Linked DNA regions of Homo sapiens: regions 2 and 3 are each linked to region 1. Evidence: chromatin loops called from intact Hi-C (ENCODE). Cell type or tissue: ovary. All regions are shown on one strand.

Region 1 (2,500 bases):
GGTGTGATGGGAAGTAGGTGGGAGCATCTTTTCATACCCTTGGATCTTCTCAGGGTCCAGGGCCCTGCTGTCCATCTCAAGAGCTTACCAGCACTCTAGGCTATTAAATGAGGGTTGAACTCATGGAATAGGAGTTAGCCTCTCTGGATGATCCACGGGTTGTGCTCTGGCTGCTGTTGATGGGAGTTCATTGTCCAGCGTCAATGGGAAGGATGAACAGCCTGTTTCCTTCCTCTACTGAAGGTCTATAATGCTCCTCCTGCACAAATCCCAAGAGCTGAACAGCTGTCCACAGGGTTCTCAGATACTATGGATGGATGATTTTCACTTGAGTGGAGGTGGTGGGTTTCTGAATTCTGACTCTGGTCAGTCACTGTGTCCTACCAGTTGCTGCCATCAACATATTCCCTGTGCCTTTCCTTCCTTGCTTTTCTCCAGTTGTGAAGCTTTTATTGATTTTTTGAAGGTATGTGTGTACAGGATGGTGGGTGGGTAGCAAAAGGAAAGGAGATATGCTGCGGGACACTGGTTCTGCCTGATTTCCTATTTTTCCATGTATTTTCGTTTTATGCCTGGACATTGACTTCCAAAACTCAAAAGCCAAGAATTTGACTTTTTTTCTGGTGGAGTTATGATAACTCTCCTTTTGACAACACTTCCGGCTGTCCAAATTGATGGGAAGAGAGTTGTACAGGAACAAGAAATACAAGTTGTACAGTGTAGCAAGAAATACAGTGGGGGCGGGGGAATGATGGTGGAAGGGAAATCAGATTAATTAATATATCAAAATGTTATCCTGCCATTCATTTAATGATGATTTATTTTTATGATCTCCTTATTTTGACATCTGTAGAATGTATAGGCTCCTTATACACACACCCCCCCCCCCCCCCACACACACACACACATTTCCCCCTTATCTCTGGTAATAAAGTTCTCAAATGCAAGTCAACAAATGTGTCCCATGAATGGAATAACCAGTGAAGGGGTGTGGATGTGGATGGCTTTTGGTAAATTCAGACAATTCCTCAGGCTGAGTGAGGGAAACAAAGCTACAAATAGCAATGTGTTGCACGCAGTATTCCTGAAATTCAGTCTCCAGTGGCTCTTTGCTCCAGAGAACAAATTCCATCTCAGCCACAGGAGGGCCCCTGCTCCCCTGAACTGCTTGACTCAGACTGGGAATTCAGAGGTAAAATGAGTGGATTCAGGAGCAGAATAACAATAAATGTGGGTGGTGGTTTTTTTTTTTTTTTTTTTTTTTTTTTGTATGGGAGTGAATGGAACATTTGGCTATCATCCAACATTTCCTCAAATTGGTGATGTCTGTGGGTGGCATTTTCAAAGTATTGTTTTGACTATACTTTGGACAAAAGTCCCTAGCCTTGGCTGATCAATGCATATGCAAAAAATGCCCTAACCAGCTCCCTGCCCCCACCCTAATTCACATCTCCACTGTACTGGGGAGTCAAAAGCATGTTTTGGCACAAGTGTACTCTGCTTTAACGTGGCCAAGGGTGCCATGGTCTTCCTAGGGGCGTGCCTGTGCAGGCTGTGCCTGTCACCATGAACAAAGGGCAGGGGCCTCCTCCAAAACCACTGGCTTGGGGCACAGAGCTCAGGCCCCTGCCACCGTGGCTCCTTACAGGCACGATTGTCACCGGATGCAGGGCCAGCTTCCTATAACTGTTTAGTACAGAGCAGCTGGCCAAACTGTGAGCTCACTGTGGCTGCAAACCCATTAAAATATTAACTGTGATGATAAAGATGAATAATTATTGCACCTCCAGGGCATAGATAAGTCTAGTTCTGTCTCCCACCAGCCCTGAAACTCTGCTGTTCAGCTGGCGAGTGTAAGGTCTGGGTTTCGTGGTCCTGTACATAAACAATTAGGACAATAGCTCTTCAGGTTCCAAAGCTTTTGTTTGATCCATTTCTGCTATGAACTGTGATTACTCTCTGCAGAGAGGGGGAATTGAATTATTTTGGGCTAAGTTAGGAGCAGGGTGGACCTAAGTGAAGTGAAATTGTGGGGATGGGGTCTGGTGGGAAGAAGGTGAGCAGAATAGGTTAGCTGGGATTCTCCTTCCCTCCAAGCCTCAGCATAGTTAGGATGCAGCGAAATTGCTCCGGCTGCTGGTACCCATGGCCTTAATCATCTCCAGAGTGGGGTGGTGCTGCTGAGGCCAAGAAAGAATTATTCCAGCGGGGGGTTCCTTTAACTGAGCTTTTACAAGAATCGTGCAGTCTGGCCACAGCAGCTTCTTACACTTGCCTAGGCTGGCTTAACTCCTCTTCTTTCCACAGGGGGTGTGAGGAGATCCAGCTTCCCCATTAGCTTGGGACCTGCGTCTTATTGACTGTGAACACTCGGGACCCCAGTTCTGGGGCCATCTGTGACCTGTCATGCAGTAATAGCTTGGTTTTTCCCGTGTTCAGCTCCTCCCCGAGTACTTAGTGTTAAATCACAGGGGGAGGAAGTGTGAGCAGAGAAAAAACA
Region 2 (2,500 bases), 120 kb after region 1:
CTAATGGAGGAAAAAATGCAGGAGCTACTGCCTGGAGGCCGCTGTTTTCTTATGAAGTTCCTCTCCCACCCTGGCCTCTCTTGATCCTCTGTCCTCTTGCTATTTTTATTAGCCTGTGATCTTCCTGTTCTGTCCAGAGAGGTTCGCTGAAGTTAATTTAAGCCGGAGGGAGGGAAGGGGTCATACGCTTGTCTCAATCACTCCCCAAAAAAGGAGATACTTTCTTGTGCTTCATTTTCTCCCTCTGCGGGAATCTACTGTCCAGCATCAGTGGGTCAGGTTTCGTTCACATTTCTTTGAACAGATCTTTGCTGGTAGTGTTTGGGAATACTTTAGTAAGCCGGTCTAGGTAATGCCCTGGACACGTGAAACTTAGAGTCTAGCTGAGGGCACAGACACAGAGCAGATGGGCACATGAGGGTTGTAGGATCACAGATGGGTGAGCGCTGTCGAGTAGAACATGGCAAGGGGCCTGCCCCAGGCTGGCAGTGTTGGGGGAGTGCTCCATGAAGTGTACATACCAAGACCTGAGGGTCAACAGGGGAGGGAGGGTGGAGGTGGTGGGGACTCCTGGAGCAGCTCAGACAAAGCCAAGGTGGGAGGGAGTAAGTTTGGTTTGAGGAGCAGAAGGGAGTTCACTGTCTTGCCTGCAAATGACAGAGGGGTGAGTGAGGTGGAGTGAGGCTGGAGAGTGAGTCGGGTCCCCATACAGCCCTGCAGGCCAGGCTGAGGATGGGGCCCTTTATCCTAAGTGTAGTGCAAAGCTGCTGGAGGGCTTTCAGGAGCAGCTGGAGAATGATTCCTAAATGTATACTTTGGAAAGATCAGAATGGCTGCAGGTTAGTGACTGGCTTCTGGGTCAAGAGTGGGTGTGGTTAGGACCCTGTTGGAGTAACTCTTCATAGACAAGAGATCGTCACTTAGTTTAGGTGGAGCGTCTTGACAGAGATGTAGAGAGGTAGATCTAAGAAATATTGAGCCAGGCAGACCACCAGGGTTGCTTCTGGATGGGGTAACGAGGCACCGTGGAGAGGGAGAGGACAAGGCTGGTTTGGCTCCTGCAGTTGGATTAATGGGCCCTTTGCTGAGATAAGGATGACTGCAGAATGAGCTGTGGCATCTGTGCTTCAGGAGCTCTGTGCAGAGATCTGGGCTGGAGACGCCTGCTGGCAGATGGTAACTGAAACCACGGTCATGGATGAAATCGCCCAGGAAGGAGGGGAGGGTGTGAAGGAAAAAGGCCTTAGGGCTGAGCCCAGGGGAATTCCAGCATTCAGAGAAAAGAAAAAGTAAGTAGCCAGAGAGGTCAGTGTGAAACTTGCTGAGTGTGGGGGATGGAGGCCAGGGGAAGAGGGCATTTCAGCGATGGAGGAGTTATCAGCCCTTTCCACTAACCCCTAAGACTAATGTCAGAAACAGCTATTGCTGGAGTGGCCATGAAGTCACTGGCAACCTCCACAGAAGCATATTTTTGTGAGGCATGATCCAAAATGTTTTTGGGGTACAATTAAAAACCGCTGCCATTTATCCTATAGAGGTCTTGTGTGTTTTTGCCTTAGTCCTAGGATAGTTCTGAGGTTGTTTTTTTAAAATTTAAAATTTTAAGATGTTCTTTTTTTTCTCATGGGTTTGCTGAATTATCTTCATTGTTCTCCTTAATATAATTTTTTATTGAGCAATTGGTTTTAATATCTGACCAGGGAATTAGATCTTGCCCATGTAAAGCATTAAAATTTTATGTAATTTTTAGCATTTGGAGCACATATCATATGAAATAATAATAAAATGACTTATAGTTAAATCAGAAAGAAATAACAACTTGGGATCCCTAAAAAATGTGCACAGAATAGACAAGTGGCCTATTGTTAGCTCTGTGGACAGCCTGTGGCTGCTGTGAGGCCTGTACTCCTTTGTCGTCACTGCAGAGAAATTACCCCACATCCAAGGAAGTAAAACTATTCTAGAGCTAGTGCAGGAGGCAGATGACCAGAGGAGAAGCAGAAGGTAACCAAGGGGAGGTGGCAGCTGTGTGACCAGGAATGCTTTGTTCCAGGGAGAGACTGGGCCTGGGCATAACACTCTGTCATCTCAAGGTGACTTTCCAGCCACCCAGGGGATGTCTCCATTCCGCTTGTTGCTAGGAGGTTGATGGTATCAAGGCTGACATGACTTTGCCTGAGGCCTGGTGTTTTGGGTTGATTGTAGGCCAACCTGGGAGCTCCTGAAGGTGAGGGGTGAGCAGCTGCTTCTCCCGGACCTGGCTGTGGCCATGGGGCACCTGGATGTTACTTTGTCCCTACCCTATTGAGATGGGTCCCAAGGTAGACTGGCAGTGGATGAGCTGGGGCAGCCCACAGCTTCTGGCCCCTGTTGTCTCTGAACCATTCTTGCTCACAGCAGACACTCATGTTTGTTTTTGGCCAAGAGTGAAGCCTAAAGGGCTGAAGATTTGGAGTTTCTGTTTTCCATCCAAGCCAATGGCTCTTGATTGCACCCTCCC
Region 3 (2,500 bases), 68 kb after region 1:
ATTTTTTCATTTTAAATGTTTTGCCTGAAATGCTCCCAGACAGAGCTGCAAGCAAGGCAGGCCTGAGGTGGGAGGAGAATTTAAGATATGAGCCCTTGTTCTGGCAGTTAGTAGAGGAAATTAAAAATTGTGGGTTAGGAAGGAAAGTGGAGAAGCTGACATTTTATGACTCTTTCAGAGAAATATTTTCTGTTTGCACATTTAATTTTACAAATTGGGATGGATTTAAGACAGGCATGGAGAGTGGTCAGGATGGGGGTGACATGTCTTCTGCCTTTGCTTTGTGTGCTATGTCCTTAATGTATTCCTGCCGCAATTCCACCTCTTTCCCCTGCTGCGCCTCCCTGGGGCCTCCTGCAGCCCTCCTCCTGCTGCTTCCTGGTCACTTCTAGAGATGGGGCCATTTTCTAGAACCAGCTCTCTAGGCTTCTGCAGTTCCATTGCAGACACGCCCTGCCCCTTCCTCCTCACATCCCTTTCCACAAGTACTTCAGCAGCCTGTAGTGGAGTTCAGTGCAAATCAGAGGCAGCAGTCTGTCAGCATGGCTTTTGTCTCGTTGATTTTTCTGAGTCTTGATGTTCTAGACCATTTTTGGCTCACATTCAGAAATGACTGAGAAATCAAAGTCAGTTGTGAAAGCTGAAGAATATTGATGCAGAGCTGGAGTGGTTCCGAGACTTAAGGATCAACTCGTGGACATGACAGTCTGTCACGTTAGTAACAATGTGTGAAGTGATTAGGGTTATGCATAATGGTGATAACAACAATGATTTTAGCAGCTCCCGTGTATGGAGGAGTTACCAGTTCCAGGTGCAGTTCTAGGACTTTATGTGCATTATCTCAATCTTCATAGCAGCCTGATGAGAAAGGTGTTATTTTTATCCTCTGTAGACAAAAATTGAGGCCCATAAGCATTCGTAATTCACCCAAAGTCATATGGCTAGTAAGGGATGGCACTGAAATTTGAACCCAGGTAATCTGGTCCAGATTAGGAACTGGAGCCAATACACCACCCATCTGCCTGAGCCAGATTTGATGAATAATCAGCTTTCTCTCCTATAATTCAATTCCAGATTTCTGTTCTTTATTTGCCTAATAGGATCTGCATAATTTAGAACTAAGATAAAATGCACTCTGGTTAAAACAAAGTAATAATCCTACTCATTTCGTATGAATTTGTGGGGATTTCAGATATCATGAAGCCTTCCCACTCCACTCCCCAAGGAACCAGACCAGAAAGTACAGGAAGGGGAAAACTATGTTAAGTTGAAACATTAATACCACACGGATGCATTTATTAAGTGTGTGAGGGAGATGTTGCCTTTCTGGAGCATAACATAAATCATCTGGAAAATTCAGTACAAAGCATTTCCAGGGACTCAACACAACCAACTGGAGGGCCTACTGTCTATTGATATTTCTGCTATGAATAATCTCTGTGGGATGCCGGCTGGCTGCTTGCCTCCAGCAGTTATTTCTAGTTTTGCTAGAGCAGTGAGTCGCAGCCTGTAATCCCCGCATGGGGTGAGACTTGTGACTCAGGAGGATGTTTGGGGCCTGCCAATGGGGCAGAAGAAGGTCGGGAACGCAGTGGCTCCTGAGAGGTAAACATTTTAGAAGCAGTGTGATTGTGTTACTAGAGATTCTTGAAGAGCAGGCATTTAAGGGACACAGGGAGCAAACCATCAAACATGAAGGCAGTAAAAAGTTGTACTTTTTTTCCTCCAATTTGGAATAGCGACAGTTAGTTAAGAAAAAAAATTTAATGTGCTTCAAGGAAGGTTACTCTTTTGATCCCACATTGTAAGGGTTGTGACAGCTTGTCCCCATTCCTTGGTGTTATGGATTTATTTTGGGAAAAAGAAGTGACCTCAACTCATAGCTGTAGCTAAAGAATGTTGAAAAAGGAATTAAATTGGCACCTCCATAAAAGTCAACAAGGGATCATGTTTTTTTTTGGACTGTAAGAAAATGCATCTGTTTAAAACAAAAGGTTCTAGGACAGAGCAGTCCAATAGAAATACAATATGACTTGTGAATGCCATTGAAAAATTTTCTAGTAACCACATTAAAAAATAAAAACAGGCAAGTTAATTTTCATGATATATTTTATTTAATCCAATATCTTAGACAATTTATCATTTCAATATGGAATCAATAAAAAATTATTATTGGGAGACTTTTTTTTTTTTTACCAAGTCTTTGAAATCCTGTGTGTATTTATTTATACTTTGGGCACATCTCAATCACACTGGCCACATTTCAGATGCTCGATAGCCACATGTGGCTGGTGGCTCCCTGGATGGAAGGGAGGAAGAAAAGAAAAAAGAGAGAAAAGAAGGAGAGAGGAAGAGAGGGAAGAAATAATACATTAGAGAAAATCTAAAGATTCCTTATAAGCACACAAATGCCTATCAGATCCTCATGCGTAACCTCAAAGGCCAGACTTCTCCATGGCCCATCTCAGTAAGTGATCACTGGCAAGTCCAGAAAGTACAT

Evidence for each region. Hi-C counts contacts between places; a loop is a spot of excess contacts. Peaks named below come from ENCODE experiments on the same cell type or tissue, not always from the same donor. Only the 100,000 strongest peaks of a DNase experiment are listed, where the experiment ranks them.
Region 2: a loop joins it to region 1, with 2.4 times the contacts of the local background. A loop is called at or near these places in 11 of 110 quality-filtered maps.
Region 3: a loop joins it to region 1, with 2.2 times the contacts of the local background. A loop is called at or near these places in 18 of 110 quality-filtered maps.

What each region holds. Positions count from the first base shown.
Region 1 is chr3:16,516,034-16,518,533 of GRCh38, reverse strand. No RefSeq gene overlaps it. Among named protein-coding and RNA genes, the nearest start is that of RFTN1, 3.6 kb to the right of the region's middle. RefSeq lists enhancers at 1,048-1,548, 1,549-2,049. In ovary, a CTCF peak has its summit at 1,143; a DNase peak (open chromatin) is centred at 1,145.
Region 2 is chr3:16,398,366-16,400,865 of GRCh38, reverse strand. The region is part of intron 4 of RFTN1 (raftlin, lipid raft linker 1); the gene reads left to right. Among named protein-coding and RNA genes, the nearest start is that of RFTN1, 110 kb to the left of the region's middle. In ovary, a CTCF peak has its summit at 1,167; a DNase peak (open chromatin) is centred at 1,175; H3K27ac peaks cover 2,261 bases.
Region 3 is chr3:16,447,817-16,450,316 of GRCh38, reverse strand. The region is part of intron 2 of RFTN1 (raftlin, lipid raft linker 1); the gene reads left to right. It overlaps LOC124906220 (a long non-coding RNA gene), which reads right to left. Exons shown (of 2, transcript XR_007095840.1): 2 at 1-2,500. Among named protein-coding and RNA genes, the nearest start is that of RFTN1, 65 kb to the left of the region's middle. In ovary, no CTCF peak of the experiment used is centred here; a DNase peak (open chromatin) is centred at 1,486; H3K27ac peaks cover 1,877 bases.